2 separate regions of the Homo sapiens genome follow, and region 1 is linked to region 2. The links are chromatin contacts, found by Hi-C or POLR2A ChIA-PET in ENCODE. All regions are on one chromosome and are shown on one strand. Each heading gives the region's core, a stretch centred on a gene start or an enhancer-like site at or near the end of the contact. The rest is flanking DNA. Distances are from core to core; before and after follow the strand shown.

Region 1 (4,477 bases), core at 1,532-4,031, 280 kb before region 2:
TCAAGAATTTGAGACCAGTCTGACCAACATGGAGAAACCCCGTCTCTACTAAAAAAAAAAAAAATACAAAATTAGCTGGGTGTGGTGGTGCATGCCTGTAATCCCAGCTACTTGGGAGGCTGAGGCAGGAGAATCACTTGAACCTGAGAGGCGGAGGTTGTGGTAAGCCAAGATTACACCATTGCACTCCAGCCTGGGCAACAAGAGTGAAATTCCATCTCAAAAAAAGAAAAAAAAGAAATGAACAGCCCTGTTCTTAATCACTTAACCAGTGGTCATTATGGTCTCTGCTAGTAGAGCACTATGGGCAAGAAGGACAGCACTGCTTTGCAGGGAAGGGAAAAGAGAGACATCACTGAGGCACTGAAGAGGAGAAGCATTCAGTGGTATGACCTTGAAGAGACAAGAAGAGGACCAAGTTCAAGAGTCTGCAAGAACAGTGGGAGGTAGAGCTGGAACTAGAATCCAGACACCCCACTTCTAGTCTTGAATTTGCGCTTCCTGAACTACACAGAGGCTGGCTCATGGTACCAGGGTCTCTAAAGATACCTGGAGGCATGAACTTGAATCCTGCTGGGATACTACTCTTTGAATAATAATTTCTCTATGGAAAGGCAGGGTACAAAGTCTTGGAATCTTGTTTCTGCTCTGCCATCTTAGCTAAATAACTCCCTTTGGAGATCCTTTGAACCCTGATAGATCAGCAAGCCCCCTCTGAAACATCATAAGCCTCAGGGCAAGAAGGCTGGCCTTCTCCTCCATCTGAATCCCAGCCCTTCTTTTTTTGAGATGGAGTTTTGCTCTTGTTGCCCAGGCTGGAGTGCAATGGCGCGATCTCGGCTCACCACAACCTCTGCCTCCTGGGTTCTAGCGATTCTCCTGCCTCAGCCTCCTGAGTAGCTGGGATTACAGGCATGCAAAACCATGCCCTGCTAATTTTGTATTTTAAGTAGAGACAGGGTTTCTCCATGTTGGAAAGGCTGGTCTTGAACTCTCGACTTCAGGTGATCCGCCCGCCTCTAGCCCTTCTTAGTAGTGGTGTTTTCTAAACAGGTTAGATAAGAATTTGACACCTGCTGAAATCTCCAGGCTGGCTCCTCCCAAGGTCAAATTGCACATCTTGCCAACGAGAACAGCCTTCACTTCTTGAGCATCTACTCAGCAGCAAGTGATTTCTCTAATCTTCACAACACCCTCTCAAGGCAAGGGATCATGGGCCACACTTGGCAATCTAGGAAAGTGAAGTTCAAGAACAAGCCCCAGGACACACAGCTAGTGACAGCGAGGCACAGAGCTGGGATTCCAACCCAGGCCTGTCTAACCCTAAAGCTCCTCCTATCCACCTCCTCCTTGCTGCCACAGAAGGTGACTCAGAGGTACTCAGTCTGGAGAATTCAAGCCAGTATCCCAGGAAGTGGAATTTTCTCCAGTGTTCTAGGAAGGAGGGATTACCATGGCATGGGGTGGGCCAGGTAGACACAAGAGGCAGTGAAGGTGCATAAAGTGGTGATTAAAGGGAATGGAGTCTACTGTGGTTTGGATATGGTTGCGTCAACCTAAACTCATGTTGAAATTTGACCCTCGGTGTGGTGGTGGTGGGAGGTGGGGCCTAGTGGGAGGTGTCTGGGTCATGGGGGCAGATCTCTCATGAAGGGCTTAGTGCCATCCTCACAGTGGAGAGTGAGTTTTCACCCTGGCAAGACTGGATTCTTGTAGGAATGGATTTGTTCCCAAGACAGTGGGTTGTTATAAAGCCAGGATGCCCCTTGGGTTTTCCCTTCTTTGCAAGTGTTCACTCTCCCTTTGACCTTCTGTATGTCGCAGCCCTCACCAGAGGCTGAGCAGATGCTGAGGCCATGCTTCTTGATTCTCCCAGCCAACAGATCTGTAAGCTGAATAAACCTCTCTTCTTTATAAATTACCCCGTCTCAGGTATCCTGTTATGGCAACACGAAATGGACTAAGACAGGCGGGTGACAGATTGTCCAGGTTTGAAACATAGCTTTTCCTTGTGCACCGCATCTCAGGTTCTTCATCTGAAAATTGGGGATAAGAACATGTACCTCCTTGGGTTTGGGGGAAGATTAAATGAGATAATGCATGTGAAATTCATGGCAAGAGTAAACTGCCCATTACATCTTTCTGCTTTTAACATTGCTATTGACATTACTTTCCCTCCATGGTCACTAGACTCTTGTATCAGGCCAGTATTTGAAGACAGACAAATTTAAACGAAATAGATGTAACTTGGAGGATGATGGCAGAGAAATCTGTGGCTTGACGGTTTTTTTTTTTTTTTTTTTTTTGAGACAGAGTCTTGCACTGTTGCCCAGGCTGGAGTGCAGTAGCATGATCTCAGCTCACTGCAACCTCCGCCTCCCGGGTTCAAGCGATTCTCCTTCCTCAACCTCCCTAGTAGCTGGGATTACAGGTGCCCGCTACCATGCCTGCTAATTTTTTGTATTTTTATAGAGACAGGGTTTCACTATGTTGGCCAGGCTGGTCTCGAACTCCTGACCTCGTGATCCACCCGTTTCGGCCTCCCAAAGTGCTGGGATTACAGGCGTGAGCCACCGCGCCTGGCCTTGAAGGTTGTTTTTCTAATTTTTTTTCCCAGCTCTAAGACAGCTCCCTGTGTAAGATGATGAGTGTGATTAATTGCAATCAGCTCCTCTCCATGTAATGAGGGAAGCTGGATGTCATCCTCTGGCTTCTGTCCAAGCTGATGCAGTTACCTATTGTGTCCACAGGATGTCACTATCAATCACGCTTCGACTGAGTACAGCCAAACCAGGATACTCAGGGACTTGGAATCTGTTACCAGACTTTTATTTAGTACAGACACAGCGCCAGGGGGCTGAGCATTCTTCAGCAACACCCTTTGGACCCCTTTCTACACCATCATGCTGTATGAACAGAAGGGTTGGGGACATGAAGGAGCAGCTCAGCTAAGGTGACCCAGATGGTTGGGCTCAGAGCTGGAAGAACACCGTGGTCTTCTGACTCCCAATTCCTGCATCTGTCCTGCTTGTAAGAGGCTTGCCAAGAACAGGAGCTTTTGTTTGTAGGTCTCTAGGGATGGCCACCACAGGGAGTGTGATTTGAAGATGGGGTCGGCGTGACATTACAGGCCCCCTTTAGGCTCTGCTGGGTTGCAGGCCAGCTCTCTGGGCTGCCTTTCTGATGGCTGCTATTTTAAAGGCAGATAGGATGAAGTTAGCAACAACTTATATCATTAAACTAGCAAGGGCTCAGGAGGGGCAGCCCCCTTCTGGGAATGTGCCTAGCTCCTGCTCCAGAATGGAGGAGTTTCTGTGGCTCTAGGAGAGCTGGCCTTCTATGGAGTCTGAGCAATGTACCGCACGGGGAGGAGAAGACGCTTCCAGAAGATACCAGTGTTTCTATCCAGAGACGTTTCCAGGACACCACGTTAAGCAGCAGAGACACTAGAAGCCAAGGCACCTATGGTCTGGTGTGGATGTGTGCCTCCTGTGCCTCAGTGGCATCATCCGTACCATGGGAGGTGTGTAATGAGGGGTGAGATCACGTCTGTGAGGGCACGTACATAGTAGATGCCCAGGAAGTGCCAGTCCCCATCTCCTTCCCAGTTTCTTCAAAGCCTTCTGGAAGGCACTGGCATAGCCCAGTCCTGAGGCACTGCTTTTTCTTTCATGGATGATCAGGAGCTTCTGTGATTTCTTCCCCCTCACTCTTCATTTTGCCAAGATGTTGCCCATAGTAACCTCAGCAGTGGAGCGAGGATTCTGCACTGTTCCACTGCCCTGGGGCTGCACACCCACGTGAGCGGGGCCGACCCGTCCCAGAGCGCTTTGCCCTCAGAAGGCAGCATCACCTGCAGGAGCAATGCCATGGACAGCTCTGGCTTGTCCTCCAGGGCCCTGGCATGGTCAGTGAGAAAATGCCCCTGGGGCATGGGCTTCTCCTGTCAGTCAAGTTCAGAAGGCTTCCTGGGGTAGGTAGAGACGCTCCCTACCCAGCTGAGTTATTGAAATGATAGGAGGGAGAAGGGAAGGTCTGGGCATGTGGCACTGTGATTTTTTTTTCTTTCTTCTTTTTTTTTTTTTTTTTTTTTGGAGACTCGGGGTAGAAATGAGGACAGGAAGAAGTACAATCCGTCTGGGATTGGTTTATTTTTATTGCTTTTTAAAATCATGTGACTAATTGGTGTTCATTGAAAAAGAGAAAACAAAAATAAGCCAAGAGAAGACAGCAAAAATAATCTGTTAACATCTTGGCAAATATCCTTTTTCTCTGCATAGAAACGGAGAATACTTTTGTTTCACTTATAAAATGTTTCTTAATGTACACAGCTTTATAACCTGCTTTTTGCTTAATGGGACAATATACTAGGACATGTTTTCAGGCCAACAGATAAATATACTTCACTTGCATTGATGCTATTGGCTCCATGGTGTTCTGGTGGTTGGTAATTTACCCTGTCATTCTGTCTCCCTTT
Region 2 (4,730 bases), core at 1,392-3,891:
CTCTCAAGCTCCTGGGTCGTCTCTCCCTTCTCTCTGAAGAGATACTCTGGGCTGCCAATGGCTTACCCAACCCCTTCTGCTCTTCAGACCACCTCTGCCTGCTAGCCAGCTTCGGGATGGAAGTCACCGCCCCATGACAGGGCTCCCAGGGGAAGAGAGCTTCTCTTCCAGAAGAGCTCACTGGATCAGAGACTGTGGAAAAATCCCATGCATCTAGAAACTTAGATCCAAGAAACTTACATCCCCTCCCTTCCCCCTCCTCGTTCCCTTTTTCCCACGGTTAGACTTTCTCCAGGCCTGGCTGCGTTCTCTGCCTGTGGTCCTTGCCCCACCCCAGCCTCTTCCTAATCCTGTGCCACACACTCAGTGGCCCTGGGAGAGGCAGAAGGGGGGCTCCCCCTTCCTTCCATGTATCCAGCGCTCCCCCTTGATTTTTAATTACCAGGGTTATGGGAGTTCTTGATTTCATTGGTTATTTGCTTTCAGGCCGTTTCTTGATGTACCTTCTGACCTGACCTTTTCCCTGCCTTCAGGACTTCTGGGCCCAGCCCTCTTGCCAGGCATGCATATGTGAGATATGCATATCATGTATGTGTCCTCTTGGGGTGAGACTTCTGCACAGCCATGCCTGCCTCTGACCAGTCCACTTTTCATGTTGGGGCTGTAGGCCTGGGGCAGGTTCAGAGTCTACCCAAGTACCTATGTATGAGCAGGCAGCAGCAGGGCATGGCCCCATCTCTCCTTTTAGCCTCTGTGTTTCATTAGGCATTCATCCTGCCAACCAGGGCAGGCCCGGCGTCTGGGCTCTGGGAACAAATGGGGCCCACATCCTGGAGTGGCAAATTTTGGGGGATGCGCTACCTGTCCCAGCTGGCCCTGTGCCTCCAACCCAGAGCTCCCCACAGACCTGGTGTAATTTCACAAGGGCCATCCCTTTCCCCAGGCTTCCCTGAGGGAGGCGGAAGTTTGAACCCTTATGTGGGGTTCATTGGGCTAGGGTAGTGGTATGAGGTTTAAAACTATTTAAGGATTAGGAGGAGAAAGAGTCTTCAGGAAACTCTTGTTTCACTGGACTCTGCAGCCTGCAGAACTGGGGCAAGGGTAGGAGTTCCAGTAGGGGAAGGAGCAGGTAGACTCTTCAGCTGCCTCAGCTGGGACTGAAGACCTAAGCTGATTCTCTTTCCTCTCCACTCCTAAGAAGCAATTTTCTGTTCCTCTCCTTCCACCACTTTTTACTTTCTGCTATCTCCCATCTCCCGCTTCCCTTCCATTTCCTTTCTAGAAAACCCTGGTATTTAGCTCAGGCCAAACTGCCTCAGCAGAAAGGTGGCCTTGGACAAAACTGGTCCAAGAATTTGAAGTGGCAGTACTTGCGGATTGGCTCTGTCCAGCAAGGCCTCAGCTGCTTGTTGCGTCTGCTTTCCCTCCCCTAACAGAAGGGTACCCTGGCTTATTCAGGGGACTCCTTAGTCCACACTGTGTCACCTGCATGCCTTAATCTTTCATTGCTGGGGTGTGGCCTTGGGAGATCCTGGGCCAGCCCCTCCACACATCTCCCTAAGTCAGAGTGGCTGCTGGCCCTGGTAGATTTGACTTGCTCTTGCCTCACTCGACCTCCAAAGTGGGACTGAAGACAGTGGTCAAGAGACTTGAGTTCGGGACAGTAAGCCAGGGGTTAAGGTTCTTTCCTTTTTTTGAAAGCCAAAGACCCAGTTTGCATTGTGCTGCTGCATTCATGGTTAGAAGCTTTCCATGCCTAGGTTCTAGGGAATTTATTTTTCTATGTGTATATATTTTCAAACTTTGTTTCCTGGGTACTGGGCATGTGCCTGTCTGAGCCCCAGGTCTGTCTACACCCCACCATTCATTCTGTCTGTCTGTTCCCTGGACACTGCCTAAAAGGGTCTCAAGACAGTGCCCTGTGGGTTCCTAGGACTAGGGCCCATCACTGTTCTCTTCTGCTGGGAAATGCAGCTTTAAAATGGCTAACCACAGCAGAGGGCAGATGCTTGATAGATTATCTTTTCCTTGCTTTCTTGTTTCTGTTTTGAAAGTGAAATGGGGTTTTAAATTGTTATTTAAACTCTTTTTCCAAATAAAGGTTTACCTTTTTTCCCCCCAATGTTGTTCATTTTATTAGGATCCTGAAGGGATTAGGTCCTTGAGAGAGGGCCTGAAGAATGAGGTGGGCAGAGGAAGAGACTAAGGAGCTTTTGATCTTGGGGTGGGGTCTCAAGACATGAATCTAGATTGAGAAATGTGTTGTAAGATCTCCCTCTATTAGCTGAGGTAAATTCCCACTGCTGTGAGGCCTGGGAGGAACAGGGCTTGAGTGAAGCCTCCTGCCTTGACACTGCTGGGGTACAGCTTTCTTCTGTCCTTCCCAAGTGAGAGAATGATTCTTTGGACTGCTTTTCATTCTTCCTCCATCTGCTCCCCCCATGCCTCCTCCTAGTATCTTCTGCACTTCAGGAGGGTCTGTGCAAAGTGGGATAAGATGTGTGTTTTCCTGATTAAAGCTATGGCAGCTGCATGAGACATGATGCGGGTGGCACATGCCTCTTGCTGAGCATCTATTTCTGATCTCTTTTGCATTCTGGAGCCAGGGCTGAGCAGTGGGCCATCTGTCGCTGGAAAAATGTCTCTTCCTTCCTAGGCCTACCTCTGTTGGTGCTTTTGTCTTCCAACCTCCCTATGTAGTAAGACCAGCCAAGCCCACATGCCCACTGGGAGCCCTGAAACCAGATCTGGTTTTCTGTCTTACCTGAACAGGTTCCCAGAACCCACACCAGGCCTCTGAATCAGTCTCTGAGAATCTGATTGATTTAAAGCCACTTGGTTGCTTCCATTGCACTACCTGGGTTGCGATCCCCTCAATTGATTTAGTAAAAAGAAAACTTAGCGGCCGGGTGCGGTGGCTCACACCTGTAATCCCAGCACTTTGGGAGGCTGAGGCGGGTGGATCACCTGAGGTCGAGAGTTCCAGACCAGCCTGACCAACATGAAGAAATCCCGTCTCTACTAAAAATACAAAATTAGCCGGGCGTGATGGCGCATGCCTGTAATCCCAGCTACTTGGAGGCTGAGGCAGGAGAATTGCTTGAACCTGGGAAGCGGAGGTTGTGGTGAGCCGAGATCATGCCATTGCACTCCAGCCTGGACAACAAGAGTGAAACTCCATCTCAAAAAAAAAAAAAGAAAAGAAAAGAAAAGAAAGAAAACTCAGCTAGGAATTAGAAACATCATTTGTCCTCTTGGCCTGTTCAGCTGGTGACTGTAGGTAAGTTACTTAACCTCTCTGTATTTCAGTTCACATTCCTTGGTGAAATAGAAATTAAAGTTAATAATCACTTCTACTTGTGAAGAATTTTCAGATCTGAAATTGCTTTGTTTGGGCTTTGGCAAGAAAAAGGTGCTAAGAATTCCAGAGAATTATTGGTAGGAGTTGGGAGTAGATCGTTACCCCAGCCAGGCTGGACAGTTGGGCCCATTGGCTAGGAAGTATTTGAAAGCCCTAAGCTTTGAGGTATATCCCCAAGAACCTCTTCCTGGCAGGGAGGGTTCCTCCTAGTTGCCTCAGTCAGTTAGCATCTCCACAGCACTTCTGTTAAGTTTGCACAGTACTTCCACGTCAGCTAGCAAAGACAGTGGCACTGTGTGGTGGCAGTTTAGGTGGTGTTCAGATTCTACCTTTACACCTGAGGAAACAGAAATCCCAGAGATAGAATTTGAGAATCTCCTTTGGTTTATTTCTTACCACCCCAAGTTTCTCACAAGCCTTTCCAGGATCAGGCAAGACAGGTTATCTTGGAAGGCAGAGGCTGGTGGTGGGGGCCTGGGGCTGGGGGAGCTCAGAGGCAGCTTTTAACTGGAGACCAAGAAGGGAAATGGCCAGTCAGGAGGCTGCTGCTTTTTTTGTTTTGTTTTTCTCTCCAGTTCCTGCCCTGTTGTAGCTACTAACTAGAGGAATGTTCTGGTTGTTTTGTTTTTCCTTTTTAAAATTGACATGTGATAGTTGTACATATTTTGGGGCTGCATATGGTATTTTGATACATGCGTACAAAGTGTAATGACCAGTCAGGATATTTAAGGACATTTATCACCTCAAGCATTTATCTTTTCCTTGTGCTGGGAACATTCCAATTCTTCTAGCTATTTTGAAATATACAATAAATTGTTAACTATAGTCTCCCTACTGTACTATCAAATACTAGAACTTAGTCCTCACCATATTTTTGTACCATCCACCTGCTCTTCATTCTCCTCCCCTGCTTTTCCCAGCTTCTGGTAACCCCATTCCGCCCTCTATTGGAGGGTTGTGTTTTGATTGGCTGCGAAATGCACAGTGTGGCTTCTCTTCTCCCAGGAGTGGGAGGGGCCACCTCTAGGGTCCACCAGGGGGAGCTGCCCTGCAGCCCTGGGCTCCCATCACTCTGGTCCATCCCCTCTCCTCTCCCTCCTGAGCAAATGTGCTAGACAAGACTGTTCCAGGTATGGGCCAGCCAGATGGCAGCATGGTGGTGAGGGTGCAGATCTGCTGGAAGCAAGAGAATGTGGACTTCATGGGTTGTGGAGGGAACTCTGCACTTCTGTCCCATCCCCAGTCAGCTCCTATGACCCTAAGGCCTGAAGCCTCAGCTCGCTGTGGAGAGAACAGAGCCTACACTTAAAATTCTTGGAGGTTTTGTGCTTCCAACAACCAAGTCCTTTCAGGCTCAGGGTTGGAAAAA

What was found. Hi-C counts contacts between places; a loop is a spot of excess contacts on that map. ChIA-PET counts read pairs that join two places held with the same protein, here RNA polymerase II (POLR2A). Pooled maps may share reads with other maps.
Region 1: a loop to region 2 is called in a pooled map, with 5 times the contacts of the local background. The contact joins the enhancer-like site here to the promoter of VASH1-AS1 in region 2. A Hi-C loop is called at or near these places in 1 of 168 maps with a recorded cell type or tissue (mammary epithelial cell) and 8 of 50 pooled maps. POLR2A ChIA-PET finds 5 or more read pairs at or near these places in 3 of 52 experiments (GM12878, activated CD4-positive, alpha-beta T cell and activated naive CD8-positive, alpha-beta T cell).

What each region holds. Positions count from the first base shown.
Region 1 is chr14:77,069,120-77,073,596 of GRCh38, reverse strand. It overlaps LINC02289 (long intergenic non-protein coding RNA 2289), which reads left to right. Exons shown (of 3, transcript NR_110553.1): 2 at 1,825-1,887; 3 at 2,751-4,417. LINC02288 (long intergenic non-protein coding RNA 2288) reads right to left here. Exons shown (of 4, transcript NR_110554.1): 4 at 4,094-4,477. Among named protein-coding and RNA genes, the nearest start is that of LINC02289, 4.8 kb to the left of the region's middle. Within about 2 kb of position 2,781, at least 12 of the 41 ENCODE cell types and tissues checked have a DNase peak (open chromatin) inside an H3K27ac peak, as active enhancers do.
Region 2 is chr14:76,784,635-76,789,364 of GRCh38, reverse strand. It overlaps VASH1-AS1 (VASH1 antisense RNA 1), which reads left to right and starts at 2,641. Exons shown (of 2, transcript NR_104184.1): 1 at 2,641-3,280. ANGEL1 (angel homolog 1) reads left to right here. Exons shown (of 10, transcript NM_015305.4): 10 at 1-3,356. The coding sequence ends at 137. RefSeq lists an enhancer at 4,494-4,543.